Linked DNA regions of Homo sapiens: region 2 is linked to region 1. The links are chromatin contacts, found by Hi-C or POLR2A ChIA-PET in ENCODE. All regions are on one chromosome and are shown on one strand. Each heading gives the region's core, a stretch centred on a gene start or an enhancer-like site at or near the end of the contact. The rest is flanking DNA. Distances are from core to core; before and after follow the strand shown.

Region 1 (5,928 bases), core at 1,367-3,866:
TAAAAATACAAAAAATTAGCCGGGCATGGTGGTGGGCACCTGTAGTCTCAGCTACTCAGGAGGCTGAGGCAGGAGAATGATGTGAACCCAGTAGGTGGAGCTTGCAGTGAGCCGAGATCATGCCACTGCACTCCAGCCTGGGCAACAGAGCGAGACTCTGTCTCAAAATAAATAAATAAATAAATAAATAAATAAATAAATAAATAAAATAATAAAATAAATAAATAAATAAAGTTTGGATATGTTATGCCATCAAAAGAGTTTCAAGAATAAGTTTGGTACCAGTAGGAATAACAGAAAACAGAGATATGAAGACTGCTCGTGGTTAAGTATTCTTGCCCCAGAGCCACCTATTTATAGAAATTAAACCCCTATCACGCCCCGGAGGAGCCTGGCTCAGCATCCCTGAGCACCTCAAGCAGCTGTCTCCTGACCCTGGTGGGGCACGAGCAACCCTACCCTGCAGGCACTGGGCCAGGACATTGACCCTAGCAGGCCGGCCAGCATTGGCCAAGTGGAGGCTGTACCACCTGTGCAGCTGCTGCTTTTGCTGACCCTCTCCCAGAAGTGCACCCTGAGCTCTGACTCAGTCCTGTTTGCAGGTGTGGCCCTTGTGCGCACAAGTGATAGGGGAGCCGGACTAGTGTCACCAAGGGGCCAGAGCTTCCGCGTTGGCTACGGAGTGACTGCAAGTGCCATGGGGCTGTGCTTCCCCCCTGCTGGAGGGATGGTCTGGAATCTGAACGCTCCCTGCTCTATCTTAATTCTCCAAAGCTGGACTTTTTCAAAGTTATAAGTCTGCTGGAAAGAAAGAAAGAGAGAGAGAGAGAGAGAGAGAAAAGAAAAGAAAAGAAAAGAAAAGAAAAGAAAAGAAAAGAAAAGAAAAGAAAAAGAAAGAAAGAAAGAAAGAAAGAAAGAAAGAGAAAGAAAGAGAGGAGGGAGGGAGAGAGAGAGGGAGGGAGAGAGGGAGGGAGGGAAGAAAGGAAGGAAAGAAGAAAGAAAGAAAAGAAGGAAAGAAAGAAGTGAAGAAAGAAAGTGCCTGGGCAACATAGTGAGACCCTGTCAAGGAAGGGAAGGGAAGGGGAGGGGAGCGGAGGGGAGGGGAAGAGGGAGGAAAGGGAGTTCCTCCCACTGGGGGTCCTTGTCTGACACCCCACTACTCCCTGGAAGGAGAGGCTGGAGCTGCCTGGGCCCTGGAAGATCCCCTTCCTGCTGTTTAAGAAGCCCCTGAAGTTTGGTGTGTTCAGCGGCCCAACCTCAAGTCGCCTTGCTGCTGGTTCAACCCTGACCTGCTCCACAGTCTGGTGACTGGGATCTTCGGCCCCTCCTTGTAGCCAAACTCACGGCTCTCCACATCCTGTGCTGGAGCCCCACTCTGACTCCCTGCATGCAGGGTGGGTTAGCAGCACAGTTGGGTTTGAAAAGAGGCAGGCCTGGATGTGAGTGTCCCGCTCCACTCCCTGCTAGCTTGTGGCTTCAGGCAGGTTCCTTGATCTTAAGGTCCTGTTCCTCATCTGAGAAATTAGCATCACAACAGAACAAGTCTCAGGAAACCCAGGAGGCACTCAGCTAGAGGCAGGGTAAAGCCCCCAGCATCGTGCCCTGAGGGGGCAGGGGGACCTCTGGGCCACAGCCCGGCTCTGCACAGCACACAGCCCCACTGGCCGTGTGCTCAGTGAGACCCGCCTGCTGGGTGTTCCTGCACTTGCTTTACATCATGGATAACTGTCTTGGAGACAGGGTCTGAAATCTTTACTTGGTCCCTACAGAAAGTGTCTCCCATAGAGTAGATGCTCAGGAAATGGTGTCAGTTGATGAAACAGATGCATTTTGTATAAATCAGGAAAGAAATCACGTGGTTCCAAGCCTGCAGTTTTCTGATCAGCAAACAGCTGCCTGTGCTTCCTGTGGCCCCGGGGGCAGGTGCACCCGCACAGCAAGGAGGCTGAAAAGAGGTGAAAAAACTCCCTTCTGAATTGAAATCACAGACCTGTGACCTGCATGCTCTCCTAAATGGGAAGGGGTGAGGAGCGCTGTGGGAAAGGCTCCTCCTTGGCAAGGAAAGGGATGATTTCTCCGGAGTTCACCGGACTCCCCCTTTCCCCAGCGCCAAGCATCCGGGTGAGTGTTTTGCAATGGGGTCTGTCACCATCAGGAACCGAGGAGAGTTTAGACTCTGCATTTACTACACCAGACCCACAAAGCACCACCTGTGCTCTCAGTCTCAGGAGAAACAGCCTCTTTCACTTTTCAAATCAATCTTCTGTGCATGTATTTACTATAATGTTACAGCACCATTGGTTCCAGCTTTAAATCACGAAGATATGCTCTACTTAACGACTTTAGTTGAAGCAGCACACAGCCACATGGGAAATACCATTTAGAGGCCAATCATCTCTTTCCCAGAAAATCTCTGGGGACAGGGGCAGGGGAGGGAGAGAGGGAGCTGAGAAGCCTTGATGTGCAAGTTCAATTTCTACAGGTGAACACCAGCGGCCTCGGCAATGCTAGGTTGTTAGGAATTCGGCCTTACTTCTTTTCATCTCTGTGGTTTACTAACTGGCTCTCAAAGGCGTATGACTGCGGTGCCCCACTGCACGCACGCAGCAGAGGGCATGACAGGGTTCATTGGAGAAGCTGGCTCCCGCAGGGCTGCTGGGCTGACCTCTTTCAGCTGGAGAAAGCCATAAGCGCTCACTAACCTGCCGTGCTCACCATGAACTTCCACTTGACCACATAGGCATCCCCCTCGTGGAACTGCCCGATGCTTTGTTTGGGGAGCCTGCTATAGTCAAATTCCAGGATGTACCAGACATCCACGGAGACACTGGTGATCTCAAACTGCCTCCTGTGGTGTCCTTCCACCAGGCCACAGCCACAGCCAATGTTCACCCTGTCCAGGATGGCACCTGCTGTCGTCTGGGGCACGGACACCATCCGTGTCACGTTGTTCCGCTTGACATCGGCCCTGGAGTCTTCCTATAGGGGAACATGAAGACATCGGTTCAGTTGCCTGTTTCCGCAGCTATTCCTTGTCACACTCAACGCTGCTTCAGCTGTTCATGGGACAGCATAAAAATACACCTTCCACACTCTGTCTCAGGATGTTTAACTGCAGTCAGGGAAAGGCTGCATTTTCAGAAAGACTCTGGCAGGTCTGAACACCCATTGGCCACACTGGTGCATGGGGTGCCTGAAAACAGGTGCAAACCCGACTCTTCACCTCCCAGAGTCAGATTAGAATTGGAGGCCAGTCTGCTGTTCTATTAGTGAATCCTGGGAAGGCCTCTTAGCTTTAAGGGGTGTGTGTGTGTGTGTGTGTATGTGTGTCCATTTTTTTTAATTAAAAAAGTATTTTAGTTGACACATTATTATGGATATGATTTGATGTGTTGATAAATGCATCTGTTTCATGGGGAAGGGGGTGTGGGAAGGAGACGGGACAGGGAGGATAGGGAGATGTTGGCCAACAGGTACAAAATGACAATCAGAGAGGAGGAATGAGCTCTGGTTTTCTCCTGCACAGTGGGGTGACTGTTTTCCAATACTGTATTGCATATTTCAAAATAGCTAGAAGAGAAGATTTGAATGTTCTCACCACAAAGAAATGATACATCTGGGGTGACAGCCATGCGAACTATCCTGATTTGATCATTTTACATCAAGGCCACTTTTGTTGGGACCCGAACCAAGCCCTGAGGTTTGAGACTTGGTCACTGGAATACCTTGTGCTGGGCAAGTTCCCCGGGGTTCTTCTCATTTGGTCTTTTCAGTTCTGTCCAATCCAGAAACTTTTCTTTGAACAAAATCGTCTCATTGTGTTCAGTAAGTCTCCCAAATATCGCCCAGTCGGGCCGCCCCTGTCCTTTTCTGTAGGGTGGGAAGGGGGTTGGGAGAACAGACAGGAAAAGAACCAAGATGAAGCCAAGCTTAAACAAAGGAATCTAAAACACATGCGGCTGCTGGAAAAAACCTCAAAGTACGTGAGTACATATAAAATAAATGGTTTATTTTCCTGCATTTTACCAAATACTGACATTTTGTTATTTTAGTCTGAAGTCTTGCAAAGCTTTGTGTCCATGGAGTTTTTGATGTGCCTTAATGTGACATGAACCATGTCAGGACTAGACTTTTCTTACATTCTAGCAAGTTTTTTTTGTTTTTGTTTTTTGTTTTTTTTGAGATAAGGTCTTGCTCCGTTGCCCAGGCTGAAGTGCAGTTGCACAATCATAGCTCCCTGCAGCCTCGAACTCCTGGGCTGCAGTGATCCTCCTGCCTCAGCCTTGCAAATAGCTGGAACTGCAGATGTGTGCCACCATGCCTAGCTAATTTTTTAATAGAGACCAGGTCTCGTTATGTTGCCCAGGCTGTCTTGCACTTCTGGCTTCAAGCAATCCTCCCACCTCAGCCTCCCAAAATGCTGGGACTACAGGTGTGGGCCACTGTACCTGGCCACATTCTAGCAAATTCTTGTCTTTGGGATGCCCTGGGAGTGGCACGCTGGGTGGAGATTTCGGCAATAGCAGGAGCTGTGGGCAAACCTCACTTGTCATCTACTCTGTGCCACCCAGTCACCTGCAAATGCTCACCAAGTTTCCTCCAATTAATTAATAGACGTAGGGAAGAGGTAGCTCCCTCCTCAATTCTCTATTATTTTATTTCATGTTACAACAAAGCTCTCCAGAGTACAGAGATTCTCCCATCACTAAAATGAACACACTTTCATAGATCTTGAAGTGCCTTTTTGTGCACTTATTTCTAGGCCACTGACCAAGACGGCAGATGGGGAGAGCACAGAAAGATAGGAGGTCTTGTGCGGGCTTGGGATTTCAGAATTTGTGCTGTCCCCAAGAACACAGGTAATTTAGAAAAAGGTAGAGCTGAGGGCTGGGTGTGGTAGCTTATGCCTGTAATCCCAGCAGTTTGGGAGGCCGAGGCAGGTGAATCACCTGAGGTCAGGAGTTCAAGACCAGCCTGGCCAACATAGTGAAACCCCGTCTCTACTAAAAATACAAAAATTAGCCAGATGTGGTGGCGGGCACCTGTAATCCCAGCTACTCGGGTGGCTAAGGCAGGAGAATCACTTAAACCCAGGAGGTAGAGGTTGCAGTGAGCCAAGATAGCACCATTGCATTCCAGCCTGGGCGACAAGAATGAGACTCTGTCTCAAAAAAATAAGTTAATTAATTAAAAATTTAAAAAAAGAAAGAAAAAGAAATAAAACAAAAGGTAGAGAAGATATGCGTGCTGCGGAGGGAGTAGCCCTGGAATAATATGCACGATCTTTCATCCCTCCAGACCCATCTTCGGTTGTGAATCTGGCCTGGGATGCAGCCACCTCTTAGAGCAACCCCCGCTGCTGCTTGTGCCCTGCTGTGCTACTGCCTCAGTCACTTCCTGCTTGGTCAAGACCACAGCTGCTGATGTCACAGCTGAGGCACATCAAAAAGGCTGCCTGATTCAAAGAAAGCTGCCGGATAAATCATAGAGCACAGACACTTCTACCTCATGCTCTTATGGGACTTTAGGAACCAAACATAAGCACCTATGGAAAATGCACGGTGGTCTTGAAAGGCTGTGTGGTCTTTATCAGAAAATATCTGAATGACTGTCTCTTATGTCAGTCCTACTCTGCAGGCTTGCTAAGATGATAATTGAAAGGGCTTTTGGTTTCTGCTTTAGAATCTGTCACTTATGTTTTGAAGCGTTGTGAGCAAGCGATGCAGCAGATTGCAGGGTGAGGGGGATGAACCTGGGCCAGAAGCCAGATGTGTTTCTCCACGCACTGCCCTGACCTACAGCCGGAACTGGGCTCAGTGGTTTCAGCCTCATTTGCTAAGAAGGGCTGGGTGCGTAATCTTGGCTGCACCTTAAAATCCCTGGGAGCTTTTAAGACATATTGACACATAAACTGTAACTCACATGAAA
Region 2 (5,928 bases), core at 2,473-4,972, 1.0 Mb before region 1:
TAATTTGACCTTTGTGAATGTAAAACTGTTGTTTTGATTTTTTGATTTACTGATTTGCTTTAAATTCTACTTCTGCTATATTAATATTGCCGATTTTCTTTTCTCTTTGCTCATGTTTCTTCTTATTTTTGGCTACTGCAATCCTTTTATATTTAGTATGTTTGGGCCATTTTGTGTTAGATATAACTCTTTTTGTTTTGTTTTATTTTGTTTTTTTTTTTTAGACGGAGTCTCACTCTGTTGCCCAGGCTGGAGAGCAGTGGCATGATCTTGGCTCACTGCAACCTCCACCCACCAGGTTCAAGGGATTCTGATTCTCCTGCCTCAGTCTCCCAAATAGCTGGGATTACAGACACATGCCACCATGCTCAGCTATTTTGTATTTTTAGTAGAGATGGGATTTCACCATGTTGGCCAGGCTGATCTTGAACTCCTGACCTCAAAAGATCTGCCCACCTCAGCCTCCCAAAGTGCTGGGATTACAGGTGTGAGCTACCACACTTGGCTTGTTTTAGATATAACTCTTGTAAGCAGAAAATTGAAGTTTGCTTTTTCAGTTCAATCTGAGGCTTTGGAGAAATATAAGCCATTTATATTTATTGCTATAATTTGATGCTTAGTATGACTTTTTATTTACACACTTATCAAATATTTATTGAATATTTTTCTTAAAGCAAAAACATGAACAAAGTAAAAGTCTTTGTCTTTTGGCAAAAGTCTAGTAAATTATGAGTCCACTAATAATAGTTTTATTCAGGGAAAAGGAAAGCGTGATAATGAGAGAACTGACTCTGACAAAAACTGATTTTAAGTTCTAATCTATTATTCAATTGAATTTATATAAGAATGCAAAATATGAGTATCTTATTTTTTATGGTTACATAAAGGATTTTTTTTCTTTTTCAAGTGATATGTTGTGGTATATATGACATCTAAAGGAGTTTTCTTGAATTCTCTATCCACAGTACCATGTTTCTGGAAGAATAATTTTATCTTTGTAGCCGCTTTGGATCATTTCAATTTGATTTCAATATAATTTTTGCTTACAGACTGGGGATAAGGATAAGACATGTTATAGAATACTATTTTGTAGACCAATTAACTGTTTCTACTCTAGAAGGGGATCATCTGTTTTAAGTGAACAAAAAAGAATTTCCATCCAATAGTTAAAAAGTTTTTTTATTCTTTGGGGTCTGAGGAGAGAAAATTTTAAATAGACTACTTTAGCTTTTTTTCACCTCTGGAAATAGAGGAAGTTGTCTTTTATAAACCTCTGGCTGGCTAGGTTAAACATGTAAGGCCTAGAAGAAGATGGTTTCTGCTATAGCCTTGCTTAGGGTGGGAAAAGGATTTTGAGCAGTGGATCTGTCACTGTCTGTAAGAAGGGATGAAGGAGAATACCATCTGCTTGGACTTTTTGACAGAAAGCCAAGGATAAGTAAATGTTGCAGATCTGAGGTCCTATCTTCTGATGGACTCACAGAAGCTAGTGGGGATAGTGGGCCTGGAATTCCAACCTCAAGGCCCAGGACTCTGCTGCATTTTGCAGCTGGAGTGGGAGTTGGCAGAACTCAATTTCTTTGCTGAGAGCAAGTAGCAGTTCAGACAAGAAAAAGGACCTGGATTTCCTCAAGTCTGTAGCAGAGTCAGCTTTTTCTGGATTAAATTGATCCCCTTTCTCCCCATTCCCTACCTCCACATGGCCTTCAGACAGGCATGGTTGCTGACCTTCCTTACCCTCCTCAACCCCTCTACCCTGTGGACCTAGGGTCACTTGGGTATTATATTATACATAAACCTAATAGACAGCCAGCACAGGAGCCTGCACCAATTTAGAGCTCACAGTCATAGCATGACCATATGTCCCAGTTTGCCTGGGACAGTCACCATCTACACCTGTCGTTCTGGCATCGTTATTAATAGCTCTCCTTTTCACTCTCATCGGTGTCCAGGTTTAGACAATAAATTATATGGTTACTCTAACTTTTCATCTGAGACAAGGCACATTCTTTGGTTTATACTGACACCTGTAGGCATACAAAATGGCTTGGGAGAAATGGAAAAGTGGAAGGCTCTCCCTTTCCTCAGTCTCTGGGATTGCCTCCAGACTCTGCTGAGAACCCCAATTATTTGGTGTGATTCTAGAAAGGGGCAATGGAGGGGGAAGATTTCTCCTTGAGGCTGCTACACACTCTGCCACCATAAATGTCCAGGGTTCTACAAACACTTAATACTCCAGAAAGGATGTTTTGACCACTCCTGTTGGTGACAGGAGTCACCATCAGTTTCAGGTCAAACTATGAGACCCCATGGCTGCGTGAGCTTTGTAGATGTTCTCTGGATGGGAGATACAGCCATGCATGGCCCGCCCTTGGGGATCAGCAGTTGTCTGCAAAATGCAGGAAAAGCATCATGTGGACGACATAGGACTACGAGCCAGGGGATTTTCACAGCTGGAGAGGCTTACAAGGAGGCTCGAGCTGGTCAGTTTCAAGGTTTCTGGGCCTGCGTGTTGGAAATTAGGTCACCCTTAGTCTGCCTTGACAAAGAAGACACAGGACATTGGAGGGTGATGTGAGATGCAGTACACGAGGGTCTTACCCTCTCATCTCCCCCGGGTTCCATCACGACACCTGGACTCCAATCTGAACATCAGAAACAATACAAAGCACTTTTAAAAAATTAAATTCAGAGGTCGGGACAGCTTGGGCAGGACTAATTTGTGTGCTTGGCTGTCACAGTGATGGATTTGAGACAGATTAACCCTTGGGCTCCTGGGCCCAGCAGCCTGGGATTGGGTGGGGGGGTGCATTTTCCCTGCATGAAATTACCTTTGTGTAGGGCCCTCTGTCCCAGCAGATGCTGCTCCCTTCTGTTCCCTCACACCCCTGGGCCAACTGTTGTAAACCCCAGAAGAGTGAAAAGAAGCAATTGCCAAGATAAGAAAGCAGGCTTGCAACTGTGTTTGTCCTACTCCGAGTCATTCGGGGTAGGAAAGGGAAACACAGGATGTCTGACTTCCAGGTATTCTTGTAGGTTTTTACGGGGGCTTTTGTTTTTGTCTTTTCTTATTCTTATATTTTTTTAAGACAGCCCTGTGTGGTGAAGTCTCTAGTAAGATAGAAACCTAGGGCTTCACCAGTTCCCTCTGAAAAGGGTTTGAACTGGATTCTCTCAGACTCCCTGTGAGAAAATCCCAGCCATGCCCCCTGACCCTTGTCTTGGGGCTGTGGGGGCTGGGCTGGCTGCCTTCTGGCTGACACTCTCGGAGCAAGCAGACCATAATGAGTCAATTCTCTGCTGTCTGCTATTTAAAACAACGGGTTCCTTCCTGTTTCCTACGCGCTGACTGAGGCGTCTTCTGTGTTAGAAAAAAAAAAGAAACTCAGGAATAAAGTGCCTCCTCTCACAATGAATGGGCTACACATTTCGGCCCGCAGTGACACAAAAGCTCCTAACTGTTTCATCTGTACAGATGGCTCTCATTTGGTGTTGGTGGCATGACTCTGTGAGGTAATTTCCCACATACTTGGTCCATTTAACTGGAGGAGGGTAAAAACCTCCTCTAAGCCAAGTTAGAATCCTCCAAGAAATAGAATTGCTCTTAGCCCTGAGTGTGAAATTTTTGCAGAAGTCCCTGAATTGCAGATGTTCCCTCCAAGAGGGAAGGAGGGAGAGTGCGCAATCTCCCTGGTCTGAAGTGAGAACGGCCTATGCTCTCACTCTTTGTTCCCCTCCCCAGGGAAATCCAGTTACCCACTGGGAGTGAGCTGCCCCCTAACCCCGCATGACCCTGTTCCCCGGGAGGGGCAGCCTGGGGAGTGACAGGCATGACCTCGATGGTGGGCCAGGGGCCTCCTCAGGTGAGTCTTGACCTAACTTTGGCTCTTTCTCTATTTCTCAAACTAAGTGGGAGGGATGTTCAGAGGGAAGCCAGGTTCCCTTGGTTATGCAACACTTGAGTTGCAAATTTCAGTAGCAATATAGAAGGCAAAGCAGTTCTGGCTTTCTTAGCGACACCACCCAGCTTCCGGGTCCAGAGGGACACTAAGATGATTATCTCTCTGTGTGCACAGCTCGGTGACGCTGGGGGCCCAGGCTTCCTGGGGGAGACAGACCAGCCTTAAGAATGCTCAGGAATTGCTGGGACGTTGGTTCATTCACTCATGCAGCAAATGTACTGGTCCCTGGCACCAGCTGCAGATGCAGAAGATGAGCACGTCATGGCTCCCTCCTGCAAGAGCTGTCAGTTTTTGGATGGTGGGAATGTAAGAGACACATCAGGGAAGCAGGTTTCATGGAGGAGGTGCTGTTGGGCCAGGTCCTGAAGAGAAGGGCTAGGACTATGTTAGGCTGAAAGGGAGGATGACATTCCCAACAGAGGGAATAATAGGAGGAAAAGCACAGAAGACATATACATGTGGTATGTTTAATAAATGTAACAAGCATCAGTGTCATGTCTCAAGTGCAAATGTTGGCACTCTGTCAGGGACTGCACGTGTGAATAACTAGATGGGCGTGGCCAGAGTATGGTGTATATGTATGTGTGTGTGTGTGTGTGTACATGTGTGTGTATGCGTGTAGCAGGAGGCCTGTGAAGGGGTATAGGACCAGAGGCTTGAAAAGACATGCTAGAATCAGACTGAGAAAAGTCTGTTAGCAAAAGGAAGCCCAAAAAGAAGCTTTAAAAAGCTCAAGATCTACAAGAGTTGGTTGGTTCGAATGAGATAATCAGGCTTGTATCTTCAAGTGCTCATCCTGGATAACATCTGGGGAAGGGGTTGGGAGGGTGCAGTGGGCAGGAGGCTAAGGACTAAGTAGGAGTACTGGAGATGGGGACACCCCCTTTGTGCTTGGGGGTGGCATGGGGAAGGGGAGGAGGCCCCCGCTGGAGTGGCAGGAACGATATTGGAGCACTTACTGAGGTGCTGAACTTTGGAGCAGCTCATCCAGGGAAAGAAAGTGAGTTCATTGTTGTGAATTTGGGCTTCCAGAGGGACAGCAGGACCAAGCCCATATTGCAGGGCTGTCAGGCTTTGCAAACCCACGGATAGGCATGTAGAACCCCCGAGACAGGGAAAGATCCTGCATGAATGAGAGGAAGGCCAGGAAGGAAGCGGAGATGGAAGAGATCAGTGCCTAGGGCCCAGCAGGAAAACAGGTGGCCAACCAGAGAGCTGGAATGGGGAGCAGAGGGATGGGGGAGCCTGGGGTCTGCAGCAGTGAGAGGTGGGCACAGAGCCAGCCTGGGGGGTGAATGGCACAGGACACTAGAGAGGCAGGACGGGCCTCATGACTACTGCCACACATTCCTTCTGCCTCTTGGCTTGGGTTTGGAGAGACAAGACTCAAGAGCTGGTGGAGGTTGGCAGTGTGGAAGGCAGAGGCTTGGAGACCAAATTGGGATGAGGAGAGAGACATGGGTTCCCTGACACCCTCACCCAAACTCAAACCCCAAGGCCAGCTCCACAGCCCATGCCTGAGCTTCAGCTCCTGAATTCAGGAGGAATTAATGTTCTCAATGCCAATATGGAGTGCCCCCAGGTACCAGCTGAGGCTGTTCTAGGGCAGCTTTGTCAGAGATGCCTACATTTTCTTGGTACCATTCCCATAAGAATGTTGGGTACTTCCTGCTGTGACCCTCTCAAAGCACAGGGCTTTCCTTTTTTCAGTAGGTTTTGACTTAAAGCCAAGGAAATCCTCGTCGAAAGGCCCTCTTGACCACTTACTGGCCACAGGACCTTGAGCAACTCAATAACCTTCTCCAAGCCTCTTGGAGTTGCTGTGAGTGAGTGAGCTAACATCCATGGCACTCCACACTGCCCCAGTCCACATGACCCCATGAGGGCAGGCATTGTCCTTGGTTTCATTCTGTCATGTGACCAATGGTTACAACAGTGTCTGACACATAGGAAATGCTTCGAAACA

What was found. Hi-C counts contacts between places; a loop is a spot of excess contacts on that map. ChIA-PET counts read pairs that join two places held with the same protein, here RNA polymerase II (POLR2A). Pooled maps may share reads with other maps.
Region 2: a map with no recorded cell type shows a loop between it and region 1 (6-fold over the local background). The contact joins the promoter of MACORIS here to the enhancer-like site in region 1. A Hi-C loop is called at or near these places in 6 of 37 single-sample maps with no recorded cell type and 7 of 50 pooled maps. POLR2A ChIA-PET finds 5 or more read pairs at or near these places in 1 of 52 experiments (H1).

What each region holds. Positions count from the first base shown.
Region 1 is chr10:30,701,464-30,707,391 of GRCh38, reverse strand. It overlaps the pseudogene SVIL2P. Among named protein-coding and RNA genes, the nearest start is that of LINC02644, 19 kb to the left of the region's middle. RefSeq lists enhancers at 1,697-1,746, 1,627-2,150, 2,267-2,326, 5,263-5,312, 5,333-5,472. Within about 2 kb of position 2,616, at least 6 of the 41 ENCODE cell types and tissues checked have a DNase peak (open chromatin) inside an H3K27ac peak, as active enhancers do.
Region 2 is chr10:31,705,241-31,711,168 of GRCh38, reverse strand. It overlaps MACORIS (macrophage enriched lincRNA repressor of IFN-gamma signaling), which reads left to right and starts at 3,722. Exons shown (of 2, transcript NR_184023.1): 1 at 3,722-3,863. RefSeq lists an enhancer at 3,284-3,473.